2 separate regions of the Homo sapiens genome follow, and region 2 is linked to region 1. A link is a loop called in an ENCODE intact Hi-C map of the cell type or tissue named here. Cell type or tissue: A673. All regions are shown on one strand. Each heading gives the region's core, and the rest is flanking DNA. Links, peaks and the distances in the headings are about the cores only. Region 1 overlaps LRP1B (LDL receptor related protein 1B). Region 2 holds the start of LOC107985779 (a long non-coding RNA gene).

Region 1 (16,881 bases), core at 4,956-7,455:
AGCTGAGTTTTACTTCTGGGTTGAGGGGTATGGGGTGGAGAAAATCCATATATAATCTCAAAATGATACATAAATAGGAAGATGGAGTTTGGAGTCAAGATCATAAAGAATATAGAAGCTCTGAAAAACTGCAGATATGCTGAGAAGCCTCTAACAGTCCTTTGAAAATAAAAGTGAGTGTTTTAACCAGTCTTAACTAGACTTTAAGGGAAAAGAGATATTTAAAGTTCTTTATGAAAATTATAGGATGAGAAACCAGATAGCAGTAAATGGAGGAATGAAGTGAAAATAAGATAATTGGGAAAGTAAATGTAGTTGATTGTTAAAGTTTGTGGATAATAAAGGAGGAGGGGATGGGAATGATGGCTATAGGAAGAGATAGGATATAAAGTGGATATTTGTTGTGAGTATTTCTAGTTTTGTTTTTGTTTTCTTTCAGCATAAAACAAATGTGAGAATATTTATTGACTACGGTGATAGCCAGTGGAAATGTAGTGCTTAAAGGTATATAAGAAAGAGGTAGAAATTGATAGACCAATGGACCAAGTTGAGACAAAAGTTTGGGTGAGTGGGACTTTAAATATGTATGAAAAAAGACTAGAAGAAGTAAAGTTCTTCTGAAATGACAGCAAAACAAGCATGGGTGGATATACAAGTAAATAGTGAGAAGAGAAAGAGTAATTTGAGGAAGTAACACAAGATGGCACCCAGAAAATAAAGGCAGTGACTACAACAAAAGAGAATAGATTAAGAAAACATATTTTGAGAGAATAAAGAAGAAATTGAAAGGAATGGTCAAGGGCACTGTAGCAGAAGCTGTCTGCTCATATCCCTCAGAGTGTTCATGTGATTCTACAATCATAGGGATCTTTATCTGTGCCTGAGCATACTTCCAAACCCTTCTTCCTCTCCCACCAGTTTCCAGGAGGGTAAAGTCATCTCCAACACAAAAACAAAAACAAATTTGCTCTTCAGAAATGGGTGTATAAATGCCTGAGTTCCCTTGTCTCTCATGCTAGAGAGCTGTGCCACACACTTAAGCTTCAGTCACCCTTTGTTGTAGCTGGCTTAATTGCTCCAACTATGGGGTTGCCTTTCTCCTGTATCCTCTCACCCCCACCACCCCCCACCCCCTAAAAAAAAAAAGGAAAGAAAAGAAAAAGAGAAAGCTACAATGGCAAATAAAGGAAAACATTCAGTGAATCCTTGTTTCAGAGTTGACTTCTGCGAATATCCAAACTAAGAAAAGAGCTTACCATGAGAAAGCAAAAATATTGCTGAGTAGCATAAGACAATTTAAATTGTGAAACTCTGCATTTGTAAGGCATTCATAAACTCAGGTTTCTTCAGAGTCACATAACAGCCAGCAATCATGGATGGCTCATTTGAAGTAAATGCTTTTGGTGATAGAAAAAATACAGCGTTTGGAGCTAAGTCTACAGTAATACTGAATGAAATTAAGGCTTGCATTTGGTAAAGTCTGTCCCTGATGGCAGTAATAATTCTTATCTATTTTCACAGATTTTTCAACTTTAATATTATTGGTTTCTATTTCAGTTTTTTGGATATGATTATGCTGTTCAGGAGAGCAATATGATCGATTATCTCTTTTCTTCTTTCTACTTAGCCAGAATGCACTGAGGTGGAACTCCACAACATTGACTACAAAGGAATAGGCATACCATCACTTGCAATGCTGCCTTCTTTTCTCCTTTAAAGACAGAGGGCTACCTGGAAATACAGTTTTGAGAAAGCCTAATGATGCTCAGACTTGGCTCTCAAGGAGTATAGAGAAAGTACAAAGATCTCCTCTCCCACTGTGACTTCTAAAATGATTGCTGTGCAATTCTTCACTAATGTTCCACAGAAGAAATTAATTACTGTTGTGTTTGTTTTTACGTGCTTAATTAAACACATAAAAGCAATTAATTAACACTCAGGAATCTACGTATTTAACTCAGCTGCACCCTTGCAAAAGGAACTGCAGAGCTTGATTACTACAGGAGTCAGGTGTAGTAAATGAGTGAGAAGAATGCAGAATAGGTATCTAAGCCAAACACGTACGAATGGCAAGGGCTGTTTGGAAGTGGAAAGAGCACGAATGTTCAATGGCATCATCCATGTCTGGCACCATTTTTATCTGGCTGATTTCTGTGATTATGAGGCATCTACCGTTGCCCTTATTTTCCAGAACATCTGAACTTTTGTGTGCAATTTTCTGATTTTCAAATGTTGTCTTAAAATGACATAATGACATGAGTCAAATAAATATGAGAGTTTGGCCTCCCTGTGGTCAGATTATGCAGTCTCTGGGTCTGATAAACACTTGATAATAAATGTTTTTTTATAAAATTGGTATTATACACAAAGCAAACAACAAACTAAAATTCAATTCCCAAATGTAACTGAAAAGTCAATGAGCCTCTTCAGGATAAGACTAAGTGGGCTCTGCAGACATGAGTTTCAGTCCCAATTCTATTACTAAGAAGATGTGTGGACTTAAGTCAATGAACTATCAGGATCTCATTTTTGTCATTAAGATTTTAAACAATTATCTCATGAATTTTTTCAAATTTAAGATTCTAAGGTAAAAGTGATAATATTGGAGCAAAGATTTGAAGTAATCAGCAAAGCACTAATTTCTTTGGAAACTATTCTATTTATTAGTGGCTCTGGCAATGCAGCAATCCCCTGAATACACACACACACACTCACACACGCGGAAGGAAAGAGAGAGGCAGAGAGAGAGAGACGTGCTATATTATAGATTAGAAATATTATATGTAGATATAGATAGATTCTAAGTATCATACAAAGCAATGCATTTAACTTTGTGGATATGTTATATATACATATTAATATATGTATAATTGGAATCAAGTGAATGGAAAGGTAACCTAAAATTCTTCAGAATTCATGAAGGGAGTCATTTTGGAGGATAAATATTTGCTATAAAGCATTCACAAAAGCAAGAATCCAGACATTTAAAATAAATCAATATTTATGTTCATTATTACATTATTATTGCTATGGTTAAAATGCCAGCTGCCAGAATAACCAATGCAAAAATTATAAAGAACATTACATGATTAGCAATTATTAACCTAACGTAGTTAATAACACATGTCTACTAGACTGCAGCTATATAACAGCCATACAACATATAGGAAGTTAAAATAATTAGATCAATGTGTTAGTGGTTAACCCAAACATTTCCGATTGTTGACATTTCCCAAGTTTGAAATTACTGCAAAAAAATTGAAATTTGAGAGTCATAAACTTATAATAATGTTTATGTTTTTGTTGGGGGGGCAACTTTTAAATCTCAAGAAAGAAAAGTTAACATAAACACTGTAGAGCACATGGTAGGTGCTCAAAGATGTCTGCTTACATTTCTGTTAACTAAGCCTCTATAAACAAAATTTGATGGCGTTATATGTTTTACTTACCTTTACAGCTTCTCCCATCTTCTGTTATTTCGAATCCATCCTCACAGTAACATCTTGTACTATTTCTGACCATTGTACATTTATACTGACAATTCAGCTGTTGGCAATTGGATAACAGTTCTGTAGAGAAAAAACAAATATATTCTCTATATTTAACTGTATATGTAAATAGTTTGTATTTCTCAGTGTACAATCCTTACACTATAGTCTTGATTGTTCTCCCAGAAAGTTTATATGATTGGTCTAGAAAAAAATATTTACCTAAAATATGTTAGTTTACATTTGCTTGAATTATTGTAAATAAAATTCGAGATCAATCTGTTTGGTCTCCCGCTTTTTAGCTTATTACTGTGTTCATAGTCACAAAACCTTTCAAATTTGGTAAATTAAATTATTTCAAGAGGAAAGATGTCAACTCAGCGGTTGATTTTGCCATCTATGTCTTTCCTATCTGACACATCAATTGATTTTCTAGCTTTTGAGAGCTTGTTTTGATTTACTAATCCATGTGTAACCTTCATAGCAATCAATGTGAATATATCTCATCTCAATATTTTATTTTTCTTTGGTAGAAAAATATTAGAGAAATACTGAATGTAATATATTTCATTATATCTGAACTATTTGAGAAAAGACATGATTAAAGCAAAAGTTAGCAAACCTTCAGAGCAAATTAGGATTGAATATGATAAAAGCATGAAATAGAGATGAAGTGACAGGAGCACATTTATTGCACAAACAATCGCTAACAGAAATAAGATTCGCTAAACTAGATAAATATTGGATAGAAGCATGACTGTCTGAAAATAGGGGTATAAATAGATTGCTATGATACTGTTGTTTTTACTCTTTTCCCCAGAAAGGCAAATAAGGGTTTTGAAGATCAAAGTTAAATGATTCAAAATACATTGATATTTGCCAAGAGTTTAGCTGGTGCTACAGAAATAAAATCAAATTATAATTAAAAAATAAAAGCCCAATATGTAAAAGAACACCTGAAACATTCCAAACTGAACATTGGGTATTGTATTATAAATGTAGTTATCTATAGTATATCCTTAGTTCAATTACTGTTCAGCATTCTCATACAATTATTTCACACATCTTCACTTCTTAAAACTGCAAACCTCTTTCCTAATATTCTGTCATATATGATGATCCTGCTTCTTACTTCTTTGAGAAAACTGAAGCAATCAGAAGAGATTTTCCAGATTTATACTCCATTTCTATCCACATCTGCGTATACTGCTTCTCCTTGGATTTCACAGTTAGTTGAATTCGTAATCAAAGCTCCAACCCAACATCATATGTAAAAATCCCATCCCCTCTCACCTAGTCAAGGATATCACTTCAGCAGTGCTACACTTTATGTTCATAGAATCAGTTCAAAATTGGCTTGAGTCTATAAGCTATTGTAATGTGATATTTATTGAGCACATAGTCAATGCTAATCACGCTGCTACAGTTCCACAGATGCAAAATTCATTAAAAAAATTACAATATGAGTGTGGAAGTGAGTGGTATTAAGTGGACAGAACAACAATATAAAACAATGTTTATAAATCATAGTAGCAAAACACATATGCTAAATAAAAGTACAAGTGGTAGGATGTAGAAAGATTCATCTAGAAGCTGAATATGCAGGAAGATATCTGAGAAACAGTTGTAGAAGAAGTTGAATTTGAGTTGGGACTTAAAAGTATGAGAGTTTGGATAGACAAAATTAATGAGAATGTAGCCTAGGTAAAGAGGACAATATGAGAAAGTAAATAGAAAGACCTGAAAGCATGCAAGAAACACAGGCAACAATAACGAACGCTGCATTGCTAACCTATAATGCTTGATGTAGTTAAAAAAAAAAATGAGAGCGAGACTGGAATTGCTGTTTGGAGCCAGGTCAAGGTGAATTAATTCACGGATTAAGTAGAATTTTCTGTTTAGGCAACAGGAGACATAGCTGGTTATTGAGGACAGTAGTGATACATTCTGACTTGTATTGTTCAAAAGTACCTAACAGTAGAGAGAAAGATAGTAAAGGAAGAAAAGCTATCTAAGTGACTAGGAATGGCAAAATGCTAAATGAAGACTATGAATCTTTGCCTAGAAAGATGGCCAAACACTTGGTGAAAGCATAATGACACTAAATGAGTAGTACTAATAAAATGAATTAAGTACAACAGAAGTACTACGAGTTTGGGAAGAAAATATTGTTTGTCTTTGATTATGTTTAGCTTAAAATATTGACAACATAATAGCCAGGGAGAAAGTGAGAATTTGGGTCTATCTTTGAAGAGAAGTCTGTAGTGGAGATATCAATTTGGAAGTCACAAGCATAAAGTCGGTCATTGAAACCTAAAAAGTAAAGAAGCATTCCCTTAAGAAGAATACTTGGGTTACAAATAAAAACACCCGTAGAACCTCTTCATGTGAAAATCAAAGAGAAGAGGTATCAGCGATAAGAACTACCACCAAGAAAAACTGCAAAATAATAAAGTACATAAGTGAAGAACCTAGAAAGTCTCACAAAACCTAAGGAAGAAGAGTAGTCTATAGAGGCAAGCAGGGAAATCAATGTTAAATTCATTGAGAAATAAACATGGATGAAGCCTGTAAAGTGCACTAGGCTTCCTAATAGGATCGATTGAGGGTGTTAAAAAGCATTAGAGTGGAGCAGTGAAGACAAAGGTGAATGTAATTAGGGGTTGGAACAGAAAGAGGAAGCAGGAAAGGTTTCTCACAGAAAATAGATTCAGTTATACTATGAAAAGAATGAGGGTAGAGATTTGATCTAATTCATGTAGTCTCTACCTTAATGCAGGTGTATTCACTCAGTGAGTCAAATTTATTATTTTTCCATGTAATCCCTGGAGCCCAGCTGCACCTTTTCACTGTGTCAATCCAAAGTAGAAAATCCAAATACTATGGATCCCATCTTTCTACTCTCTCTACTTGACGTTTCTGGAAGATGGAGAGTGAACACTGAAAAGAGGGGGTTAGTGATATGGAAAGTTGAGGAGAAATACAAAATGCGGGAAAAATTAATCTGAAAGACCAGACCTCAAACATGGTTCTGAGTGTTAGGAGGAGATCTGTTAGTTGAAAATAGCAAAATATAGAAGGTCAAGTTAGCTTTTAGTTTATTAGACTTATCCTGCGTGAGGATTTGTATATGTGCAGAGTGATGACACGAGATGATTAAACAGTTTAGGATATTAGGTGAAATGGTAAATATTGATTCTGCTAACAGATCGTGAAGAACCATGAAGAACTAACAATATGAATACTAAAATTTAAAATTTGGCAGACTGTGAAAGCAATACTAATTATTAGAGTTATCTATTTGAACTGCTTAGCATTTATGCTTAGTTGCATGCAATGCTATAATGACTATAAATATAGTTAAAAGCATATCAGATTAATTTTGTTAGAAAACTTATTTGAGTACAACAAAAAATTTTGTACTTGAATCATTAGTCTTCACCCAGTGACTTTCGTCAAGCATAGCCATTGGCTTATGTAACATTATCATTGGTTTGGAACTTAGACTGAAGTAGGAAGACCACTTGTATCTCAGGGAAGCAAATATGCAAGTGAGAACACAGACATGTAAACACGGTGTCTGATCCATATTCCTCACCATTATAAAATAAAACTATCCTTTTGATTAGAAGAGAGAAGCTGTCGCTGGAAGTGGTGGCTCACACTTATAATCCTAGCACTTTGGGAGGCCAAGGCAGGTGGATCACAAGGTCAAGAGATGGAGACCATTCTGCCCAACATGGTGAATCCCCATCTCTACTAAAAACACAAAAAAGTTAGCTGGGCGTGGTGGTGTGTGCCTGTAGTCCCAGCTACTCGGGAGGTTGAGGCAGGAGAATCGCTTGAACCCAGGAGGCAGAGGATAGTGCCACTGCACTCCAACCTGGCAACAGTTGAGACTCCGCCTCAAAAATAAATAAATAAATAAAAAGAGAGAAGATATCATTTCACAAATCAAATCTAATCCAATTCGTGAAGATTCCCCTGACACAGATCCACTTTGTTCTGTTTTTAAGGTATCTTTTTATGACCTTGATATGATTTGGCTCTGTGTTCCCACCCAAATCTCATGTTGAATTGTAATCCCCAATGTTGGGGTAGAAACCTGGAGGGAGGTGATTGGACTTGGGGGCAGGTTTTTCTCTTGCTGTTCTCATGATAATAAGTGAGTTCTCATGAGATCTGATTGTTTGAAAGTGTGTAGAACTTGCCCCTTCACTCTCTCTTCCTCCTGCTCTGGCCATGTAAGACGTGCCTCCTTTCTTTTTGGCTTCCACCACGATTGTAAGTTTCCTGAGGCCCCCTCAGCCATTCTTCCTGTACAGCCTGCAGAACTGTGAGCCAATTCAACCTTTTTCTTTATAAATTACCCAGTCTCAGGTAGTTCTTTATTGCAATGTGAGAATGGACTAATACAGCCCTTAGCACAGTTGTAAAGGAGGAAAAGTTGCAAAAGAGAGTATTATTAAACTATGAATACACCTTCTCTATCAAATTCAAGGTAACAGTTTACAAGTAATGGGTAGCTTTGAGACATCAAGACTTCTAGGCCATTTGATTTAGAAATAGTCAAAAAATAGATATCTTTGTATTATTAATAAATAGTAAGAGGGAGTCTAAAAGGATAAAAATTAATTCAGAGTAAAACTGAAATTTCTTTCACCACTTATCTTGTTTTCTGAATGGTGGTAGAGTATTGTGTTGAGGCCTTTGTCTCTGCAACAAGAGTGCTTTACCTCCAACTGTTTCAGTAATTTCAGGCTATATGAGTGTGGCAGAGAATATTTAAGTGTGCATCAATCTTGTTTCCTCTTTCTAGGGAAATAAAAAGATGACATTCCCCAGTTGTCTTCCAGTTAGATTGGAACCGTATTTTTGTCTTCTAGCCAATATAACGTAGAGAGTAATTGGTGTGTGCCACTCCTTGACCTGATGCTTACAGCATCCTGACAATCTTCTCCTCTCTGTACACTTGTCAGCCATCTGGGTGCAGGGAATCCAGCAGACTTCTCACCCTTTGGGATGGCACAAGCCCACAATGGAAAGAGCCTGAAACAGCACCTGGGAAGTCAACCACTGATAACCCAACTGGACTGTGATATCAGCGAAAAATTGGATTATTGTTGTATTGAGTCCTTGAGATATCAAGGTTATTTGTTACATATGAGTGATGATGGGTACATGACTAAAGCTCTCATTACATGCTTTGCCTCATCTCTAAAATGGGGATAATAATAGAAACTACCTCATAAGCTTGTTGGGAGTCTTAAATGAGGTAAGTGATACAAAGTTCTTAAAATATTGCTGACACATAGTAACTATTTTTATTATCATAATCATTTTTTATCAGTTTATCATTTAAGCTGAATCATCCATTTAGTATAACAGAATTTCTATTGTTATCCTGCCATATCGTATATACACTATAAGCAATTTGGTGCTGTTTATTTTTACATTAGAAGCGTTTTCTCTTTTATGCTTTTATTTTTGGGTGTGACATGACTCGGTTGTAGTTTTGTCATCTCTTGATGTCTCCTGGAGAAGTTTTTCATTTGTTTGTTTGGTAAGTTCTCTCAAATTTTTCACCTGAAAGCAAAATCTCCAACAGATAGTGAAACACTAATCATAAGAAATAAGGATTTTCTACATTGATCTCTTTGTATCTATAAAATACAAATATCACCCTCGGAAGCAATGTACATCCACATTGAATTTGCTACATAACCATGGGCCAATTTACAATTTAGACAAATAATTTTTATGAAATATACTAATTTGCATAGCTTTTAGGGGCTGTTTTGCTTTGTAACATCATTGGGATTTAGGACACCTTTTCACAAATGTATGCGAGTATATGATTTAGGAAACACATGTAAATAAATCATGCTGACCTTCCTTAGAGTGAAAACAGGACAATAGAGAAAGGTGATTAGAAGTTGGCAGTTTCCAAACATTACGAGTTATTACCAATAGAGGTCTTTTTTCCTCATTAGTTTTGTTTACATAAATAGCTCTAAGCCAAACAACCACTGTTTGCTATCTTTTGTGTATAGCTATCGGATCAACCATTGTATAGTCAATAGCATTATGCTGCTGCCTTTGTGACCTATAGTCAAATAACTCACATTGATCATGTATTGGATTTAGCAAGACAGTGAGAACATGGCTGAGCTATTTTATTTGTATGCTTCCAGGTTATGTTTTGGAGAGTAAATTAGAACTTTTAGAAATTCTTTGGAAATACAGAATGGTATAAGCACCTTTCCATATACATAAATTATCTGCGATATCATTTTACAAAATGGGATGATATTTCATTCTCAATTTTAGTAATAAAATTGCTTCTTAAATTAGGTGTGTGCAAAAATGCCTTTTATCCAACAACTAGAACCATAGTAATGAGGAAAAAATTATTCTTTCCCTATGTGGCACATTAAAAAAACAAGTACCTCACTGTTTTTTATGCTTGAAGATTGAAAAGCTGACACAGCTACTTACCATGCCAGACAGCTCCTCTTGTCAGCAGGACATATGCTTGACATATTTAGAATGGTGATAATTTGTGTCACATCATTCATCCTCTTACCCCTGTTTCTTTGGCCTAGTAAAATGCAGTGTGAGCTGGTTTGCAGAGATCAGGCCGTTGCTTATGACTGCTTACATGAATTTCTTCAGAATTTCCTTGTCTTAGTGCTAGACTACTTACTGGCCTCAAAGTTTCAGTGTGTTCTCTTACAAGAAGATAGAGCAGCGAGGCAATGCTTTTTTATTGCATTTTTTTCTATTTTTGGTATTTTAATGAAGTCCATATTTTAAATTCAGCAAAATTCATTCTTTCTCACGTACAATGCTGCAAGTTTTGATAAATGTGTATTGTTGTCTAACCAATACCATTCATAAGATACAGAACAGGATCATTACCCCAAAATACCCCCTTTGCACCTCTACAGTCAACCCATTGCCCTGCTGACAATTTTGGTGATCACTGATTGGTTTTTATCTCAATGGTTTTGTCTTTTCCAGTATGTCATATAAATGAAATCATCTAGTATTTAGTATTTTGAGTCTGACATCTTTTACTTAGCATAATGTATTTGAGATTCATCTATATTATTGTTAGTATTAGGTAGTTCATCTATATTATTGTTAGTATTAGGTAGTTCTCCCTTTTTGGTTACTGAGTAATAATCCATGGTATAAACATACCTCACTTTGTTCATTCATTTCACAAGTAACACACATTTGAGTTGTTTCCAGTTTGGAGTTACTATGCATTAAGTCTCTATAAATATTTACATACAGATTTTGTGTAAATATAGGTTATTATTTTATTTGGGTAAATATGGGATTTCTGGGTTATGTGGTAAGTGGATGTTTTACTTTATAATAAATTACCAAACTATTTTTCAAAATGGCTGCATTCTTTTATAATCCTACCACCAATATATCAATCTTCCAGCTACTCTACCTTCTTCCCAGCAGTTGGTATTTTCAGCTTTTAATTTAATTTTATTTTTTAGTCATTTGAGTATATATGTAGTGGTAGCTATTGTACAATTATTTTGATTTGCATTTTCTAATTATTATTGATTTTTTCATTGTGCTTATTAGCTAGTCATATATGTTATCTGCAGAGAAATTCTGTTCAATCTTCTGCCGACTGTTATTAGGTTGTTTTCTTATTATTGAGCTCTGAAAGAGAGAGAGCGAGACGGAGTGTGTGTGTGTGTGTGCGTGCATGTGTGAGCGTGTATATGTATTCTGGATACAAGTTTGTTACGAGATATATGATTTGTATATCGTTTCTCCTAGCCTATAGTTTCTCTTTGCATTCTCTTATTACTGCTTTTCAAATAACACAATTTCAAAGAAAAAAATCTTACATTTCATAAAATCAAATCTCAATATATTCTGTCATAAATCCTGCTTCGGGAGTTCTAAGAAATCCATTACTGACTCAATTTAGCCTATACTTCTTCTAGAAATTTTAAGTTTTAGATTTGTAGTTTATTTTTGTTTAATTTCCATAAATGGTAAAATCTATGACTGAAGGTTCATCATTTTGTACACAAATGTTAAATTGTTCCAGTACCATTTAGTGAGATTACTAACATTTCTCTGTTGAATTATCTTTGTACCTTTGTCAAAAATGAATTGACCAAGTATCCATGGGTATATTTTTGTACCCTTATGTTTCGTTAATCTGTATGTCTGTCCTTTCTATAAATTATGCTATTTTGATGACAGCAAATCTTGAAATCTGGTAGCATAAATTTTTATGCCTTGTTCTTTTATATTTTTAGATTCCTTTAGATTCTAGGTCCTTTATATTTCCATGTAAATTTTAGAAATAGCTTTTCAGTTCCTAAAGAATCCTACTAGGATATTAATTGGAATTATGTTAAATTTATAGATTGGGGGATATTGACATCTTAACACTACTGAGCCTTCTAATTAAAAAATATGGTAGGTATATATGCATTTATTTTTAATTTTTTAAATTTTTCATGAGTTCCCTGCATATAGCTCTTCTACATATGTTGTTCAATTTATATCTGTCTCATAGTTTTGATTCTATTTTACATGGTATTATTCACTGTAATTTTCTATTGTCCATTGCTAGCAATCAATCAAATATGATGAATTTATATATATTGAACTTGTATCATGTGACCTTGCTAAACAGAACAAAGAAAACTAAAAAGAAACACATTACAAATATCAAATTAGAAATCTAATGAATTATAAACATCAGCAAGGCAGCAGAAGATATCACTACAGACCCTATAGATTTAAAGGATAATAAAAGAAAACTATGAACAACTCTAGGCCCATATTGACAACTTAGAGGAAATAGAGAAGTTTCTTCAAAGTTACAAACTGCCAAAGCTCATTCAAGAAGAAACATATAATCTGAATATCCCTATATATATAGAAGAATTGAATTTGTGATTTAAAAACTTTCCCACACAAAAATGCTAGGCCTAGGTAGCTTCCCTGAAGATTCTACCAAATGTTTAAGGAAGAAATAAAACTAATTCTGCATAAGCCCTTCTAGAAAACAGAAAGAAAGAAAACATTTTCCAACTAATTTATGAGGCTGGAATTACCCCAATCCACAAATCATATAAATGCATTAAAGAAAAAATATAGAACAACATTCCTTATGAATATAGATGTGAAATTCTTCAAAATTACTAACCACTAAAATCCAGCAATATATAAAAGGATAATATGTCATGGTGATGCCAGGCTGGTTTTGCATTTGAGAATCAATTAATCCAGATCACCCTATCAATCAGTACAGTAAGGGAAAAAAACCCTATCATTTCAATAGATGCCCAAAAAGCGTTTAATAAAAAACAATACCCATTCATTATTTAAAATACAACCCTTGGCAATGTAGTAATAGAGGGGAATTTCTTCAACCTAATGAATGATTTTGCCCTTGAAACACGAACATGTCACAACAGAAGTAGGATAACTTCTCTTACCATTTATATTCAGTAATATATTGAAGTTTGTAACCAGTGCATTAAGGGGCTTTAACAAAGTTTAGGAACACAAATTAGAAAGAATGAAATAAGTAAAACGGTTTCTGTTTGTAAGCAACAGAAACAACAAATGTCTACATACAAAATTGTTTTTAAAACCATCAAAAACCCACCAGAACTAGTAAGCAATTATATTGAAAGTTTATTTAATAAACGTGACTGACAACATTGTCACTTGATAATTTTCATTTTGCATGTTAATATTTCATAAGATTTTACAACTATTTCAAAAAGAAAAAGCAAAATTTTCTATAATTTAGCTGTAATAAGGTGGAAGCTGTGGACCAACCATGTGGTCTGAGAAAATATTCCATGGACTGAGTTGGCGGTATTTAGTTATTCATTATTTTATTTTATTGAGACAGAGTCTTACTCTTGTCATCCAGGCTGGAGTGCAATGGAACCATCTCCCCTCACTGCAACCTTGTCTCCCGGCTTCAAGCAATTCTCCTGCCTCAGCCTCCTGAGTTTCTGGGACCACAAGTGCCCGCCATCACACCCGGATAAATTTTGTATTTTTAGTAGAGATGGGGTTTCACCATGTTGGCCAGGCTGGTGTCGAACTGCTGACCTCAAGTGATCCACCTGCCTTGGCCTCCCGAAGAGCTGGTATTACAGGCATGAGCCACTGCACCCTGCCAAGTGGAGCCTGGAATTTATAAAAGATTGTATATGTTTTTTGGGTTTTGTTTTGTTTTTTAAAGTAATGAGGCCATTTGCTTTTTTCCTAGACTAACTACGTGGCTGTGCCTGGTCAAGCCTTGGGAGGCTGAGGCTATAGAGTTTCATCCATCAACCTTGGAAGAGCTGTCTTGGAGGCAGGCAGGGCCGGAGCCCCAGATATCACTGGACCTGAACCTAGAGCAAGCCTAGGACAGGGCACTGGATAACTTCCCTGTGCTGAGCCGCTGCTCCTGCTAATGCACCTCCATCGGGCACCGAGCCCTTCCCGGAGATGAGAGGGGCCACAAACTCTCTCGAGACTCCCATGTCCAGGAGTCAATGGCTGAAACCACAAACAGGCTCCAGTCACCTCAAGAAGACGCAGATGCTACCAATGGAGGGGTCCAAAGCAGCCTGAGCCAGCGTTAGAGATACCAGCGGCTGCAGAGGTGGAAGGACACACACCCAGGGTGCCCTCTATGTTGCAGGGCACCCTCTACAGTTCAGGCCGCCCAGGAAGATGCTGAAATCCCAGGATTCCATCAGGAAGCAACCAGAAAGGAGAGTAACCCCAGCCTGTCTCCTGGACTGCAGCGCGACCCCCTTCAACTGCTGCCCTGGAAGGAGCCCAAGGCACCCCAGTGGAGGCCCTCATGCTGTCCCTGAGGATTCTGCGCTAGAACTGTACCCTGCATGCATAAGAGCCTTGAGGTCTATGCTGTGGAGATCATTCCTTAATTTGTTCTTTCTACTGAACGTCCTGAACATTTTTCATTTAGAAAAACTCTTCATGTAATGAATAATATGCAATGTGCTAAGGAACTCTTCCTTTAGATCTACTCAAAATTGCTATGTTTCTTCCACTGAAACTGTACACATTCAATAAAGCCTTTCCCTTATTCTCAAAACAAAAAAGTAATGAGATAGATGTGTGTGTGTGTGTACTCGATACATGTATATCTCCCCATCCTTTTTAATAGCTGCATATTGTTCCATTTTATGAATGATGAGTAATTTAATTAACCAATTCTTTGCTGAAACACATTCAGTTTGTATGGTAAATACAGCTATCTGTTAAAAAATATTTGTGCTCTCCCTTGCATACTGCAGAATTGTTTCTGAGAAGTGACTATCCAGCCAGAGACTCTACGTCCTACCTCTCCTTTAGTCGGGTTAGAGCCATAGAACAGGTTCTCACCAATAGAACATGAGTGGAAGTGATATGCATAACTTCTGTGTCAGGGAGAGTAGGAATATGCATGTCTGGCCAGGCGCGGTGGCTCACGCCTGTAATCCCAGCACTTTGGGAGGCCGAGGCAGGCAGATCACAAGGTCAGGAGATCGAGACCATCCTGGCTAACACAGTGAAACCTGGTCCCTACCAAAAATACAAACAATTTGCCGGGGGTGATGGCAGGCGCCTGTAAAACCAGCTATTCAAGAGGCTGAGACAGAAGAATGGCGTGAACCCGGGAGGCAGAGCTTGCAGTGAGCAGAGATTGCGCCACTGTACTCCAGCCTGAGTGATGGAGCGAGACTCTGTTTCAAAAAAAAAAAAAAAAAAAAGAATATGCATATATGCATATTTTCTCCATGCTCATGTTCCCTTCTTCTTGTCTGGAAATTTCAATTTACTTTTATGATTTTCATGCTGTTTTCTCATATATTTCTCTGTAATACAATTCTGATGTATGCCACTAGGTATGCTTTGAAATGTATAAATTAAACAAAAAACCAAAGTAACAATTTTTTTTAAAAAATCTGAGAGTGTACCACATCAATGCTAAGAGAATTTCTCATTTTGTGTTATGCCTGCAAGTTAAGAAATCACTCAGAGAAAGAGCCCCAACCACCTCAACTCATTGGTGAATACTGGATTTAAACAACTGCTTATTTTGAATCTCCATATATAATCATTTTTAGCAACTTAGCAACTTTAGATTCTGATTTATTTAGAAACATTTTATTGTAGATTTTATTACACAGATAATTAAAATATAGCTACAAGGCCATAATCAAATCTGAAGAGAGATTAATTTATTTTACAAATTATAAATAAAATGACTGGTTTATTCATTGACACAATTTGCTAAAAAATAAATGTATAATCTTTAGGTATAAGTTATTACTGGGAATATTGTATGAGGAAAAATGTTTACTTTAGCATAATCTATAAAAAGATATGAGAAGATAACGTAAAGCAAAATATGTTTGTGTGAGGTTCTCTTTTCAGACTAATTATATGAGGACAATGACATTTCATAGACATGGTGTGAGATTTAAACACAGTAATTCAGTAGAAGTACTTAGCTTGGCACATTATAAACACCTTCTGTGGGTTGGCAATTGTATTATTATCATTATAGTCACAACCAAAGGAATTCAGTGATTTTAATTTCCATGTTTTCTTTGAATCAGAGAATAAACTAAGACACAATGGTAGCTCAAAGTGTGCTCCAGACCCTAAAGTAAAAGATATAGTTCTACTTGTGCTATCTCTTACCACAGATATAACTATGGGTGAGTTTCTTAAACTATCTGAGCTTCAGATTCTGATCTAGCAAATATCTTGATATGTTTATATGAATATTAAAAAATATAAGGAGTGAAAATATACTCTATAATTTCTAGAGCATCTCATAAATGCTGAGATATGAGCCAGTACAGAGAAAGATAGGAGAGAAAAAGGTGAGAGTACAAGGTGCATTGGACTGGCAAAGCCAGGGTGTTTGGGATATTACATACCTTGTAGTAGAGTTTTGCATTTGATTTTGCAGTAAGGGTGACATACTAGAGTTATTAATAATAAAATAACCAATATCAGATCTTTGCCTGATTCAATGTATTTAGTTGCTACCAGAGAGAAACTATGCGTGAGGAAAAAATGCAACCAAATTTACCAGAGGGACCTGAGAAAAATACAATTGCCAGTAGAAACTGTGTATACCCAATAAGGGAATTTCTCTGTGCCTTGAGGTAGGAGTGTAAGAAAATGCATATATAATTGAAGAAGGATTATACACATATAACTTCTATGTTACCTAGCTTTTGTGAGAGGAATATAATAGGATGGAGGTAGTAGTAGCAGTTGGGTTAGCGGAGGTTTGGCAACATGAATAATGTAACCTCCTTTGTAAAAGGGGATCCATATTGCTAGCAAAATTTTGATTTTTTCA
Region 2 (16,881 bases), core at 7,261-9,760, 350 kb after region 1:
GAAATGAACAAGTGGTCTCCTATAGGTGCCAATCATTTCATAGAAAACCTGTGTCAATAATTTTTTTTGAATTATAATAGTAACAGTAGGCTCAGTTGAATATGTATGTGTGTATGCATGCGTTTGTGTAAAAGCTCAAGTAGTTACTAATCCTTCAGTGAATCCTACTTTCTACATGAAAAGTGCTTGTTCTCCTTGGAGATTTATGTTCTTGGGGCAGTTCATATTTCCATAATACAGCTTGCCCATGTCTTGTATCAGGGGATACAGATAATAGGGAATTTTTCTGTCTCAAAAAGTTATAGTGGGATCATTCAGAATTTAGCACATTTATATCTTTTACAGGACTGATATATTTAGTAGCTAATATATAAATGTTGCAATATCATAAGTGATCAGCAGGTAATGCATTCTACTTTAAAAGTTCATATTTGAGGCTTTTAAGTAAAATACTGTGAATCAACACCTTACCATATTATTTCTTTAAGTCCGTAATTGTGTATACCATAGTTACTTAAAAAGATAGATCTTTCATCAGGTACTCTTCAGGTAAGTTTCTTCTCTCAAAACTCATCTAGAGGAGCAATCATATAACATATTCTGAAGAAAACTTCTTGAGGATACTACTATAATTAAAAATATTTTCTTTAGGAAAAGGCCTAACATTGAAGTTCTGATGAACAATTGTCATAGATTCTAAGACCCAGTTTTGTAAGGAGATTGCCTTAGGAGTCTGGCTAGATTCCAGGGATGCAATTGCATTAAATCTTCCTAATTCTTCACAGAAGATTCAAATGAATACAGTTTTGTACCCTGTACTTAAGTATGAAAAGCTACCAAAAACAAAACAAACAATTAAGAAACAACTTCTGTGTATGAAATGTATATCGATGGATGGTCGATAGATGGTCCATGGAAATGTCATTTTTTATAACAGGGAACACCATTTACTAAAGCAGCAAATCTTTACATAATGAAACTATTATATAAATTTTATATAAATTATACAAAATGGTTGGTCAGATAAGACAGATAATCTAATATCAAAACTTGTGAAATGTTATGCCATGTTATAACAGAGCGTTCTCTAATTGGGTCTCCTCATGAAGCAAGCTCTGTGTACAGAGGACATAATTTAAGATAAGCACGGTAAAATAAGGGATTAAAAATACTACTATTGATAGAGGCAGGAGACAGACAAATCCTAGGCAGAGAGGGGTGGGTCTCCAGTGAAACCCAACCTCCAAGCCAAAGACAGTTTAAAGCCTGAAAACCAAGCTACAAGTCACATCCATGGACTGGCTTAAGAAACTGTCTTCCCATTTGGTACATTTTCTTCTGATTGATCCTCAACCTTCACCTATTTTACAAATACCTACCTTTCCCTAACTGGTGTTTTAAACTGTCATGCCCACTTTTGAGTGGTGCCTTCGTTTTAGCCTTTTTTGAATATTCAAAAACCAATCAGTACACACTCCCCTATTCTGAGCCCACAAAAGCCCTGGACTCAGCCACACTGAGAGAGAATCCACCTGACTTCAGGTGGGGGATCATGCCCGCATCCCTTCTCCACTGAAAGCTGTTCTGTCACTCAGTAAAATTCTTCCCCATCCTCCTCAGCCTTCAATTGTCAGCCTATCCTTTTTCTACTTGGATGCGAGACAAGAACTTGGGAACCCTGGAACACGGGTACAAGCTATAACACAGGTGGGCTGGGGTACACCCAGCCCAGTTGTGACCTGAGCTGGTGCACAAGCCAGGTACAGCCAAGGCAGGCAGAGTGGGCCAGTAGTCTCTTGCGGCACGTAAGGTGGCCCGGGTGGGAACGTTGCCAGCCAGAGGTTCCTGGCTGGCAAAGTGACCAAGAAAAATCCTGCGTCACTATGGAGCACATTCGATTTGCTATATATATTTGTGCAAATTGGCAAACAAAAGAGGACTATGGCCCACAAGCAAATCCAGTCTGCAGCCTGTTTTGTATGACACTTGAGATAACAATGGTTTTGTATTTTTAAAGGGTATAAAAAACAAAAGGAAGAAAACAAAGAAGAATATTGATTGGGGACATATGTGGCCCACAAATCCTAAAATATTTATCATCTAGCCTTGTACAAAAAAAAATGCTGACACCTAATTTAAGTTTTATTTTTATTTTATTTTTTTTGAAAAAGGTCCTATTTGAGTGGATTCATCATGGTTAATATGGGGCAGAATTATGTAAGTCCTGTTTGAATCTTCTCTATATTCTCAGGTTTATGGGATCATTAAAGGGCTGATACCTCTATAGCTAAGTCAGGTAAAATCACCTGGAACTCCAGGCCTCAAGCCAGGTCCCTTTAAGCAGAATGGCCTAGAGCTGGGCTGGAACTGGCAGCCTAATACTCAGCCCATTACATGATCCACTGGGCTCTGCCACCATAAACACACAGGTAAAGGCCAAGCACATTTTCTGCTGCTGTTACTGCTAAATAGGAAAATACACTTTCCATATGCCAAGAAAGACTTTGGAAAGGTCACCTCAGCCACAAAGTTAGAAGTGGTATTTTGTTTTCCTTGAGTATCAAACAGTATATATGGCCTGTCCTTTCTAGCCTCATAGTCAATGTCAAAAGATTGTCTGTTACATATGTTTTTCTTTCCGTCTTTCTCTCCTTTAAGCCATTCTATCATTCAGCTGCTTTCATTTTTATTATAAAGTCCAATTAAGTATGATAAAATGCAAAAGAAAAAAAAAAACATTGAGCCTAAATAAATCACCTTCAGGCCTGATATTACTTAATCGAAAGTCTATGAATGGCTCTTTGTACATGTTTGAAGCAATTTATGTCTTTCATACACGTCCGTGCTAGACAAGAGATGCTTTTCTCATCTCAGCTCTTTTAAGCACACCATGATGCTCTTCCATGGGAAATAAAATTGGCCACATTATTTCTAACTTCAAGAACCCCTGAGCAACATCAAGAATCTTAAAAAGGTCATATGAATTTTCAATAAATATTGATAAATGTTGTGTTATTATTTATCAGATTGAACACTGAAAATAATTTATGGGTCCAAATGAAGTAACAGGTAAAAATGTATGCAGGTAATAATATTTATTTAAGTTTTATATTAGTGTTTGCAAAGCTTTGTTGGGATAGTAAATTATTTAATATAAAACATTAAGCTAAAAACCAATGTTTAAAAGTTTCATGTCAACTATGCAGTGAAAAATAGCATGGAAACTTAAATGGAAAAAATATTATGGATTTAATTGTATTCCCCCAAAATTCCTGTGTTAAAGTCCTAAACTCAGTACCTTAGTATGTGACTGTGCTTAGAGATAAGGTCTTTAAAATTGTGATTAAGTCTAAATGAGGCCTTTAGCATGGGCCTTAATACAATCTGACTGGTGTCCTTATAAGAAAAGGAAATTTGAGCAAAGAGACATCAAGGGTATGCAAACAGGAAAAACCATGTGAAGACACAGCAAGTAGCCAGCTGAATACAAGCCAAGGAGAGAGGCGTCAGGTGAAACCAACCCTGCCAACACCTTGATCTTGGACTTCTAGCCTCCAGAACTGTGAGCAAATAAACTTCTGTTGTTTAAGCCACCCAGTCTCTGGTATTCTATTACGGCAGTCCTAGCAAACTATACGAGGAATATATTAAAAATACAGTATTGCCATTATTACATTTTATTGGTGAGATTATGTCTGAGTTTTATGCCTTTACAGTTACGCTATATAATGCATTATTTTCCCTTATCCCTTTCCTCCCTCCCTCCCTTCCTTCCTTTCTTGTTTTTCTTCCAACAAATATGTTTTCAGTACCTTCTGTGTGGCCAGCTTTTTGAATACCTAAGCACTAGGTATTCAGTGGAAAGCATAAATTTGATTCATACCCTTACAAAATTTAATATAGTGAATTTTAACTACACATTACTTTGACAAAAAAAAAAAAACAATTAATAGAAAATCGTTCTCAACATTTCTCAAAACAGACATAAGTGAGTGCATACCCACCTCTGGATTAGGAGTGATACAAAAACATGTTGCAAATTACTCCTACTAAAACAAACAACAGCCAATGCCTTTCACTTTGGTAAAAGCTATTTGTGTCAAAGTCATCTCTAACCAAAGCAAATAGTCTCAGGCTGCTTCCTGACACATCCTTAAGCTTTCAGTAACCTAACAATAATTAAAGAGAAGCCACTGATCTCTAGTAGATAGTAGTCATGCACTATCTCTAGAGATGCATTCCTATTTTCTTAGTGATCAGTCTCCACCCTACCCCATCCCCTCATCTTATTTTCACTGTAAGTTGGCTCTCCCTTCCCATCCCTCTAAAACATTTGCACTAGTGTCAACATATTGCCCCAAAGTTGCAGTTAAGAAGAGACAAAGTGATCAATTAAAAATAAATTGTTTAGGCCCAGCATGGTGGCTCACACCTGTAATTCCAGCACTTTGGGAGTCTGAGGCAGGAGGATTGATTGTTTGAGTTCAGGAGTTCGAGATCAGCCTGGACAACATAGTGAGACCTCATCCGTACTAAAAATAAAAAATACATAGTTGGGCATGGTTGCACATCTGTCGTCCCAGCTACACAGGAGGCTGAGGAGGGGGGATCGCTTGAGCTTGGGAGATCAAGGCTGCAGAGAACTGTAATCATGCCACTGCCCTTCAGCCTGGGTGACAGAATGAGATACTGTCTTAAATAAATAAATAAGAAATAGGCCTGGTGCAGTGGCTCATACCTGTAATTCCAGCACTTTGGGAGGCCAAGGTGGGCGGATCACCTGAGGTAGGGAGTTTGAGACCAGACTGACCAACATGGAGGAACCCTGTCTCTGCTAAAAATACAAAATTAGCTGGGTGTGGTGGTGCATGCCTGTAATCCCAGCTGCTTGTGAGGCTGAGGCAGGAGAATCGCTTGAACCCGGGAGGTGGAGGTTGCAGTGAGCCGAGATCAGGCCATTTCACTCCAGCCTGGGCAATAAGAGCAAAACTCCGTCTCAAAAGAAAAAAGAAAAGAAATAATTTGTTTAATAAAATTCAATGCCATATACTGCATGGTTTTTGGCAAATTTTCCCTAGAGAAGCATTTCAAAAACTAGAGCATATATGTCTGCTCCAAATAGCACAAAAGACACGATTGGTGGTAATGGGAGCAACAGTATACAAGGTCACATTAAATGAATAATTCATCTTCCAGAGCTTATCACATGAACAGCTTCTCCAATATCTGCTACGGTGAGCAGAGTATTGAGAGATCCAGGTCACCATTGTCCAATGACATTAACTTAAAACACTAAATACTGAGTATGTTCACAGGAATTATATGGGAAATAACCCTCACACAAAGGCCAAATGTGGGCAAAATTGTAAAATAGATGACTTACTTTTTTTTAATTGTTACTCACTGGTGTTCCAGTGAATGTTTCACAACAAACTTTATGGAAAAAATATATAGGCACTTAATTTATTATAAGTATTACTGATATAAAGGATATATGGCCCATTAACAACAAATAGTAATCCTATATATAGGACACTTTATTGTAAATTCCCTATAGTCAGTTGATTCTCACAAAATGCTTCAGTTGATTTTGCTAAACTCATATTTGTAGCTAATTTATTTATGTAATTGATGAAGGTGGATGGGTTCAAAATAAACGTTGGCTGATAATTTTATTTTACCAAAATGTAATAATGAATCTATTTTAGATTTCACCTGTTTGTCAATGACCTGAGAGATTTATTTGCTAAGTTGGATAGCACTTCTTTAATGCTGGAAGACTATTTTCTCAATTTTTTGTGCTACTCACAATGTAGCATCTAGAGAAATGATATCATTTTAAATTCAATATATATTTCTAACATTTTTAAAAATCCACTAATATCTTACGTCAACAATGGACCATCAACAAAACAATAAATAAAACCCAGATTTATTATTTGCTAATTTTTATGGTATAAATATTCCTAATATGGCCAAATTCAAGTTACCAACATAATTGGCATGAGATGTATAGGAGAACACTATTACGTAGTGTTTCCACATATTACTCTCTACTTTTAAGACAGTAATGTGAGGACTGCTCTCCAAAGAAAACATGGGTCATGGCCTCTAAAGAAAATAAGAATCCATCCCTAGACATAGTGTACTGTTGCTGTCTACTAATTATCAGTAACTTTATTTTATTGCTAACATAATATTTTCATGTTAGTCATTCACACTAATGTGCAATTACAACAGTCTTAAATAACTCCATCAGCAAAGATAATAAGTCAATGAAATAATTAGAAAGTAATGATCTTTGAGTGTTTGTTTTTAATATAACTCACTTAATTGTATGCTTATATTATTTCTTTTTAAATCATGACTGTATTTAACAATCAGCACTCACAATTCATAAAAATTTAACAATTGATTGTCATGAGTGGTTCAAAAACGAGCTCTGGCACTCTAGTGCTTTTGTCAGCTAACGCTTTATCTTTCAGACTCCTTTTTTCCTCTAATGGTGATTTTCTTCCAGGTGCCCACACAACTCTGCCTTTCCCTTGAGCAATTCCCCTAACATGTCCTCTACCTAAATATTCCTCTCTGCCTGCTTTTATTAGTCTTTCCACAATCTAATCCCTAATGTTAGAAAGAGTATATGTTAAAAGTAATTCACACTCAATGATATGTTCAAATATAGCTAATGTATGTCCTGTTCAATAACAGTACAGTACTAAAATGCCAAATAAATCAATACCTAATGGTGAAATTTTTATTTGTACACCAGGGATATTTTGGGACAGATCATTCGAATTCTATCATGTAGCTGATATGAAGGTATTTGTAATTATTGTGTTCTTGGCTAATTAATGCAACTATTTGCAGCTCTCTCTTAACTTTGAAATTGACAATCCAAAAAAGTAATGAACCTCTTCTTCGATACAGTCTATCAAGAAACCCTATTTCGTGGGGGGAGGGATAGCATTAGGAGATATACCTAATGCTAAATGACGAGTTAATGGGTGCGGCACACCAGCATGACACATGTATACATATGTAACTAACCTGCACACTGTGCACATGTATTATTATACTTTAAAACTTAAAGTATAATAATAATAATAATAATAATAAAAAGAAACCCTATTTCCATTACTTTTTGCTCACTGTGATCTAGGCATTGTAAACAGTGTTTCCCTCAGAATACCATGCTTTTCTAAGCTGCCACGTGTTTGCTCAAATTGCTCTCTCCACCTACAGCCCCCTTGCCACTCTCTGACCTCTTTTCCTGAGCTTAGCTTTAGATCTTTCTATGTCAGGTCAGCCAGTACTTTCCCTGAGAACCTCCCCTGCCCTTTCTACCATAAGGTACCCCTCATGGGTACCTCATTGCATCCTGCGCGTAACCTCGTGGTAACTCTTACTTGATTGTAAATGCCTAGTCATTTCTACACCATTTGGCTGGGAATTCCACAAAGTCAGGCAGCAAGTCTGCCTTTTTCATCATGATTTTCTGACATTCAGAATGATGACAGGTATGTTGTTGGCATTTGGCAAATGCTGGTTGAATGCAAAGCTGATGATTAGGAAAAGGAAAAACCGGAGCATTGAGATAAGGAACACGCTGCCTATTTAATTCACCCTCAGACTATAACTGTATTATTTTGAAGTTCTTTTAAAGATATATTGTACTGGATTGAATTTGATTGGAGGAGCAACTGGTTAGCAGTAAGCTGCAGCATTAGCACCAGCTTACTGGAACACCACCTCCTATGTTCCTGAAAGCCCCCTGAGAGATGCAGAAAGTTGTTTAAAAGCCATGCCTAATTATACAAGTGAGCAAGGAAGGATCTCTAGCTGCTAGAATCAATTGCACATTTGCCTGTTTTATTCCATCAGCTTGAGAAATTCACACAGTCCACATAGAATAATGACAGAAATCTTTTAACCGTGGTTTCCCATAGTTAAAGGAGCTACATCTCCTCTGTAGTAAGAGTGAGCCAAATGTGAAAGTAAACAAAACCTTGACAAAACTTCCTGACTTTCCAACCCAATATACTTATTTTGCAGATAAGGAAAAGTTATGACACATTACATCATCTGTCAGACAAGCTGCTTAATTTGAGTCTCAATTCCAGTAATCATCATGAGAAAGGAGAAAAATGATGCTTTTGATAAAAGCAAGTCAAGAAAGGTTGTGTCCTCCTCCTCACATTTTTTTTGGAAAGCAGTCCTATTCAAATTTAAAATTGAAGCCACTTCCTCTCTTCCCAACAGTATTGAAACCTGAGAAGAAAAGAGCGCAGCCTTAAATGCTATTACTCTGCAGCTAGTACAAAAGGAGAGGGATTTGCATTAGAACAAGTGCTAAGAGTTGTGCTTCAGGCAAGGTAAGATCATTATTTATAACAAGCTGATCTGCTTCTATATGATTAACAGAAAAACAGTGAATTAATGTTGTTATCTTAATATTGTTTAAATGGCCTCTAGATGTGGTGCGGAGCCATGCCAGGCAGAATGGTTAACACAAAATAAATGTCAATGCAAGAGAGCGTTCTGGGAAACGTTTTCACCTGGAGTAGAATATGCTTAATTAATGACCTCGAAATGAAAAGGTCTGATAAGCCTCTGGTGTATGGTCTCATTTTATTTGAGGAAACAGGACACAGCCCGATTTAATGGGAATTTCTTCAGAGACTGGTAAAACTGGTAAGCTTCTGGATAATTATCAGCCATTTTAATGATTCCTTCTTTCAAAATGTAGTTCATAGCCTAGGTTACCCTGGAAAGTGGATGAGGAAAGTATGGAACTACAATGGGTAGCGTTTTATTACCTGTAACTGTATGCTTGCACAGAAAGCTGGATTTTCAAGACACAAACAACAAACCTTGTAATATCCCCCAAATAAAGCTTCATTAAATGACTGCTTCAGAATTAGTCATCCAGGATGTGAGCCACTGGTGTAATGGATAAACAAGTCTGACTATGGATCAGAAGATTCCAAAGTTTGTCTTTCATAATAGGAAAACTCAGTGTTCAAGTAAGCTTAGTTGGGAACATTATACCAATTGTCCTGAGACTTGAAGTGTCTTCATCAAGTGGGCTAAGCAGTGGCCTATATTTCAGGGATCTTATTTCTGCCTTTAGAGTAGGCTTCAAGTTTGAGGAATCCCTATTAGAGATGTCACTGGATGCTTTTCTTTCTATCTTTTAAAAATTAAACTACATAGGGTAGAGTTGTGGGCACAAGACAAGCTGAAGGCAGAGAGCTGTGCAGGGTAAATATTTATAATAACACTTGATATTTAAACTCAGAAGAATTATATTGCAAAGCAGTTGGGATGTTTGTAAATAATACCAGAGACACCTGGACTAATTTGTAGAAATACACCCAAAGTTACCAGAGGCTTCACGGTAATGTGTGATATGTAAAAGAAAGAGTGTTCCATTTTCTGAAAGATTCTTCACATTAATGCCATAGGCAACCACTGGAGAGTACTATAGGTTCAACCCAGTAAATTCCCTTTCGCCTTCGCATCACTCAGTTTTTCCAAGGCAATAGTGAGAAGGTTATAAAGTATCTTCACCTTGTATTAAGTATATATACAGAGAGACAGTCTCGCTCTGTCACCCAGGCTGGAGTGCAGTGGTGCAATCTCAGCTCACTGCAAGCTCTCCCTCCCTGGTTCATGCCATTTTCCCGCCTCAGCCTCCCGAGTAGCTGGGACTACAGGTGTGTGCCACCACACCCAGCTAATTTTTTTTTTTTTGTATTTTCAGTAGAGATGGGGTTTCACCGTGTTAGCCAGGATGGTCTCGATCTCCTGACCTCGTGATCCACCTGCTCAGCCTCCCAAAGTGCTGGGATTATAGGCATGAGCCACCGCACCTGGCCTGTTTTTGTTTTTTAGGGAAGTCTACTGCCTTCCTGTCCTCATCCTCCCTTTTTGTGACAATTGCCTGTTAAATTTCTTGGCTTTTTTGTTTCTGCCTACCTGCTTATTCTCCTTTCTCTCTGGTAAGTACTTCCTTGAATGTAGGAGCACACTATAGCTGTTTTAGGTCCTGTAGTCATTGACACTACAGCAGCCAGTATTACTGGGACCTCTAGAAAGTGACCACGAAATGACCCAAAAGTTGCATGACCGTTTATTTAAAAAATCCGTATAAGAAACCTGCACTTCCTCCTAATGAGCCTGTATTTTCACACCGCCACATGAACTTTCACATTTTTATTGCTTGTTTATTAAATTTTAATAATTAATCCGTATGGATTTGAGATATAGATTTTGATAATTCTGGACTCCACTCTGGTAGCTCTACAGTGGCATATACCTGTACTCTTATTGAACACCTATCAATAATAAGAAATCAACTTGGACACTTTACATTGGAGTCAATTCTGCTTTCCATTTTGGCTAACCTTCGCAAACGTGTCTCAGAACCAGTGAGGAGGAGGAAATCTATGATTTTGTTGCAGGGTTTCATTAAGTGTTTTCCAAGTAATACACTAGTTTTGAAGAAAGTGTTAAGATTAAAAGAATACTACGGTCAAATTCCTTTAGAAAATGTTTACTTTGCCGGGTATGGCAGCTCATGCATGTAATCCCAGCACTTTGGGAGGCCAAGGCAGGTGGATCACCTTAAGTCGGGAGTTCAAGACCAGCCTGGCCAAAATGGTGAAACCTGATCTCTACTAAAAATACAAAAATCAGCCAGGTGTAGTGGCAGGCGCCTATAATCCCAGCTACTCGGGAGGCTGAGGCAGGAGAATTGATTAAAACCAGGAGGCGGAGATTGTCATGAGCTGAGATCCAGCCATTGCACTCCACACTCCAGCCTGGGCGATAAGAGCAAAACTCAGCCTCAAAAAAAAAAAAAAAAAAAAAGAAAGAAAATGTTTACTTTTTTCTGAATTCTCAGAATCCTGAATGGGTTAGTAGACACTGTGAAGCACAGAGAGGAGGTAAATGCTGCATAAAACAAATCTACTGATTATGGAATCTTTTTCTCACACAAAATTTTGTCAGACCATTGCTGCACAGAACACACTTTGAAAAATTCCATTTCACTGCAAGTTTTCCTGTAAAATGAGAATAACCTCAGTCTAATGTGGAGGGGAAAATATAGTGTGTATATACTCATCACCATCTATAATATGCCATACATTTTATTAATTTAGTCATGTGATGAACTGAGTAGTGTTTCTGAAGAAGATATGCTGAATTCCTAATCCTGCCTGGTACCTGTGCATGTGACTTTATTTGGAAATATCATCTTTGCATATGTAATCAAGTTAAGAATGAGGTCATTAGGGTGGACCTTAATACCAATGTGACTGGTAGAAGAAGGAGATTGAGACACAAAGGCAAATGCACACAAAGAAAACACAACATAGAGACACACAGGTAGAATGCCATGTGTAGACCGGGACAGAAATTGGAGTGATAGATCTACAAATGAAGGAATGCCAAAGATTGTTTGCCTTCACCAAAAGCTAAAGAAGAGGCATAGAATAGATTGACTCTGAGAGCTCTCAGAAGGAATCTAAGCAACTGACACTCTGATTTCAGACTTCCAACCTCCAGAACTGTGAGAGAATAAATTTCACTTGTTTTAAGCCACCCAGTTTGTGGTACTTTGTAATGGCTGCCCTAGCAAACTAATATAAATTTTTATACCAGAATGTGGGGTTCTGGAACACACTGCATCCTGGTATAATAACGTGGAAGTGGCTTTGGAATTGGGTAATGGGTAGAGGCTGGAAGAGATTTGAGTCATTTAATAGGAAGAGCCTAGATTGCTTTGAAAAGACTGTTGATAGAAACATGTATGTTAGAGGACCTTCTAGTGAGGTCTCTGATGAAAATGAGAACATGTATTGGAAACTGGAGGATAGGCCATCTTTGTCACAAAGTAGCAGAGAACTTGGCTGAATTATTTCTACTTTGGAGAGGAAGGTAAATCGGTTAGTGATAAACTTAGATATTTAGTTGAGGATATTTCTAAGCAAAGTGTGCAAAGTACAGCCTAATTTCTCTTTGCTGCTTATAGTAAATGAAAGAGACAAGAAATAAATTAAAGTAGTTCTGCTTCAAGACTGTAACAGTTTAATACATGATATTCATCATTTATTGTATATGTCCTTCTCTCTACTAGAATGTAACCACACAAGGGCAGGAATATTAGTCTGTTCTGTTCACTGACATTTCCCAAATGCCCTGACACTCATAGATGATCAATATGAGTTAAGAAATGAAGGAAACTAATGCATTAGGCTGAAATTCCTACATTTAGCCCACCAATTTTTATGCCTAAATTTTCCAAATGATTTATAAAATTTTATATTTAATATAATTCTTGAAATTACAAAAATAATTTTTAGTCTCTAAAAACAATTTACATGACTGTAAGTATATTGTGTTTACAATAGATAAACTAATATAAAATAAGAAATTAAAATTGAACTAGTTATGGTACTTGAAACAGAAACTCTCACTTAACTTCCCTGAAGAACATTTAAAAGTTTCAGAAAAAGAAAGAACAGGGAGATACAAATTTGAGGCCACATATGAAATTGGTTCTCAAGTAAGGTCTTAGCATTTATTCCTAGGATAAGATTTGGTAATAGCTGGGTTGACTTTAACGGCATAAATCCTATAAACAGTAATAGCAAATGAAGATCCAAGCTTCCGCAGAATATATTAAGGTCGTAAAAAATAATGATGACTGTCTTTATTCTTAAGTTAATCAAACTGCCACCCAAATCCTCGTTGTAAAAAAAATGCTGGCTGGGCATGGTGGCTCACGCCTGTAATCCCAGCACTTTGGGAGGCCGAGATGGGCGGACCACGAGGTCAGGAGTTTGAGACCATCCTGGCCAACATGTTGAAACCCTGTATCTACTAAAAATACAAACATTAGCTGGGTGTGGTGGCGTGTGCCTGTAGTCCTAGCTACTGGGGAGGCTGAGGCAGGAGAATCACTTGAACCCAGGAGACGGAGGTTGCAGTGAGCTGAGATTGCACCACTGCACTCCAGCCTGACCACAGGGTGAGACTCTGTCTCAAGAAAATAAAAAAAAAAAAAGAAAAAAAAGCTATATAAAATGACATAAACTTTATATGAACAATTCAATATGTTAGGCAATGAAAACAATAATCATATTGACTCTCCCACCCCCATTATCTCCTCAGTAACTTTCATACGTGGCTATACCTACTCTTTTAAGAATTACTGACACTCTGCTATCAATTAGTTTAAAATTCTCTCTTCTTGTAATATTTGCATATACCTGACTTTCTTTCAAGAGAGATCTTTAATTTACACTAGTCATTCAATAGAAAGATATTTTATAGATATGCAAAGGCTAACAATTATTACTTTAATTCATGTGAAAATATGTATATCTAGGAAATATTTATTTACATTCCTCAGATTTATAAGTACAGTTCTTTTTAAAAAATTGTTTTGGAAATCCCAGGGAACACCTTAATGCTTACTGCACACAAAAGATTTCAAACATCCATCTGTGGCTTCTAGTTTCGTATGTTACTAAGACTTTCAAATTAATCACTTTCTATATCTCTGGTGTACAATCACTCTTTACTGTTTTTCTGCCTTATTCAGTACCACTTATAAGTACTGTTTTGTTAAAGCTCTTCAATTGTAACTCTCTAATTTTTCTGCCTTCTTTCCCCTCCTCTTCAGTACCTACAAATCATCATTCAAAGAGCAGTCCTCTCCCCAGATCTCTGCTTGGGCAATCAGACTTACTCTTCAGGTTCTTGCATAAACATTAATCCATCTGCCATGCCTTCACCAACTCCTGAAGTTAGTATTATTCAGTCCCTCTTTTTATTTCATTTTATTTTATCATCGGGGTATATCTCTATAAAATAGCTTACTGTATTTTGATTACATTCGGGTGTCTGCCTTCCCAGTGGAATGTGTGCTCGTAAAGGCAAGAACTGTGTATTTTTTACACACCTATCTCCAGTGATTGAACAAAACCTTACACAACTTCAGATCTTCAATAAATATTAAACAAATATACAAACACAAGAAGTTTAGGGAGAAGAAAAATCAAGTCAATTGCTATGTGTACTGTTGCTATGTAAGTCAAAGTGTTATGGAAAATAAACAGACTAACTTATGTGAGCATTTTTATTTCTACGGGTACAATTTCAGGGGTCTACTTTAATATGGTGAGGTATCATTGGCTGGACTGCAGGACAGAATGGAGCATGCTAGCCTTTAAAGTAATTTTCAGAGATCAATGTGGTGATTTTTATTTCTATAAAATTTTCTCTGGATTTCTCATATCTATCAATGCTTTCCTTACTTAGCCAATATTTTCTTAGTCTTTTCTCATAAGATTGTGGTAAGAGAATATGCATTTTTCTCTTCAGATAATACAAAATGAGTTATCCAGTAATAAGTGTTCAAAGCAAATCTTTCTACAATACTGACAGATTCACAAGATAGGGCAAATAGAAGGAATTTTAGGCTTTTAAAAAATGTAATTAATACCAAGTTTACTTTTTGTCACTTTTTATTTTACTTTTCCAATGTAAAATTTTAAACACTCTAAAAAGTAGAGAGTGGTATAAAAACTCCCATGTATACAAGTAATTAACTTTAATAGTCATCAGTATTTTCTCTATCCTAATTATTTTATTTTAAGGCTTAAAACAAAATAAAACAAGAACCTACAAGCTATTTATTAGCAGTTTAATAGGACATCTAGGCTATTTTTCAAGAAGGAAAGTGAAGACATGCTGTGGCCCCTACTGCAATGAGAATCAGAAAACCAGTGCTTGCAAAAGGTCCAAATCAAAGTCCTGAGTGTTTGCTATATGTGAGTCAATATTCATGCTCTTATGGGCATGTATGTATTTTGAGGTCTGAGGGGACGGAGAAAGAACTTGCCCTTAAACAGAAAATTATTGTCCTTTCTCTGGTGTGCTTTTATTTTTTTTTTCCTCGCTAGTAATTTATGGTCATCCTTTTACAAATTGGTGGTGACAGTGATTACAGCAAAAGGCAACTGAGAATCCTAGTTCCTTCCACAGATTCCTATAGAAGTTGGATATTCCTCTGCCTTGGGTTCATTAACTAATGAAAGTTCTATTTATTTCAACTTCAAACAAATGTTTTATGACGTTTAGGTGCAAGACAAGGTCAATCATTTTTTATTACTCAATTATTCACTTATTCTTTCATTTATTGAACATTCATTGAACATACAGGGAAACATAGTTTCTCCCATGTTTCCCTAATTATAGACAGAGTTATAAATAAGCATTACTTTGAGAAAAATAAAAACTAAGTGCCATGAGAACATCTATAAAAATACGTGGTCATTTACATGACCACCTGTTTTTGATCTGTCTCTCTATCCAGAAAGTAAGTCAGGATGCCACTACAATAGTCTATCAGTAAGAATGAAACTATAGAAACAGCAGTGAAAGTGGCAAGGATATTGTGCCGGATATGTTTTGGTGTGTTGAGCTTACCTGATCCTCCTGTCCTTAGTCTCTGCTGCTGAATATATGGACCTAGATGGCTAAATGTCACCCTTCTGCACCTCATGTGATAGGATTAAAGTGGGTAACTGAATTAAGGGAGTCCATCTGGAGGCTGAGCCTTGACCATCAGTTATTTTTTCATCTTACATAATTTGAACTAAGATAAAGAGGAAAATACATTATATATTGGTAGCAAGACAGAAACAAACTTACGGAGTTCAAGTGAATTGCATTAAAGTAAAACTTTATAGGGAAGTTTCAAGGATTTTATCTGCTATGATCTCCCAAGGCTGTCTTGAACAGAGTAACTCACCTATTAGAGCCCTATTGATTTCTACTGAGTTAGTGCTTCCTATCCTGTTTGATTTCTCTATTCGGTTATTTAAAACCTTTATGCCACTCCCCACCTCAACCTGCTTTTCTTGAGCCTTTTTAGGGAATTTCTGCTTTTTATAATCATAGGGCCTGATCTTGAGTAGGCATTATTTGCTGAAACACTGTCCTACCTCTATTACCGTACTTAGCACTTTCATTCATTTTCATGTTTTACATAGTAATCTACGAACTCTTTAACAACAGGAGGAGCTAATACTTCGTATTTTATTCCTACATCCAGCTTATACCTTGGGACATTATTGGGCTTGATAAATGTTTGTTAAAATAATAAATGAACAATGCATATGAGCGGAACTGAAGAGGTAGGATCTGGAGGAAATGATATTTGATTGGATGAAGGGAAGAGAAGAAAAGCTAAAGGTGATTCTGCAATTCAATTAATTTGCATTGTAATCCGCCTGTCTGATTAGTTTCATTTAAATATGTACTAGGAAATTTTCTCTCTTAAAAATATATAATAATCAACCACATATTAAAAATGAGTTATTAAGAATCTGTGAGTTTGCAAATTAATGAATTCAAATTATCTGGAGCTTAGTTCAACAAGAGTAGCAAAACAGCAACGTCTCTTTAGAAACACAAGATAAGATTAGAGGATAGATGATTGGATTCTTTTGAGACATGAGATGAAATTGGCAGAACACAGAGGTACAGCTTTTATTTATCTCTTAAGGAAGCAATACCTTCTGATAGAACTGTAAGTTGAGAACATGATCCACCCACTCTAAAACCATCCTACGAGCAGATTAAAAGGGGCTAATGTTGATGATTGTCTGACATAATTATTTCATGCTACTTATAATTGGCTATTTTAAAATTTATTATTATTTTTAGAGACAAGGTCTCACTCTGTCACCCAGGCTGGAGAGCGTGGTGCAATCATAGCTCACTGTAACCTGGAACTCCTGGGCTCAAGCAATCCTCCCACCTTGGCCTCCTGAGTAGCTGGAATTACAGGCAGATGCCACC

What was found. Hi-C counts contacts between places; a loop is a spot of excess contacts. Peaks named below come from ENCODE experiments on the same cell type or tissue, not always from the same donor. Only the 100,000 strongest peaks of a DNase experiment are listed, where the experiment ranks them.
Region 2: a loop joins it to region 1, with 5 times the contacts of the local background. A loop is called at or near these places in 1 of 110 quality-filtered maps.

What each region holds. Positions count from the first base shown.
Region 1 is chr2:141,251,073-141,267,953 of GRCh38, forward strand. LRP1B (LDL receptor related protein 1B) reads right to left here. Exons shown (of 91, transcript NM_018557.3): 4 at 3,450-3,569. Among named protein-coding and RNA genes, the nearest start is that of MIR7157, 670 kb to the left of the region's middle. In A673, for the core only: no CTCF peak of the experiment used is centred there; no DNase peak of the experiment used is centred there.
Region 2 is chr2:141,603,227-141,620,107 of GRCh38, forward strand. The region is part of intron 2 of LRP1B (LDL receptor related protein 1B); the gene reads right to left. It overlaps LOC107985779 (a long non-coding RNA gene), which reads left to right and starts at 8,222. Exons shown (of 4, transcript XR_007087247.1): 1 at 8,222-8,375. In A673, for the core only: no CTCF peak of the experiment used is centred there; a DNase peak (open chromatin) is centred at 8,275; H3K4me3 peaks cover 994 bases; H3K27ac peaks cover 745 bases.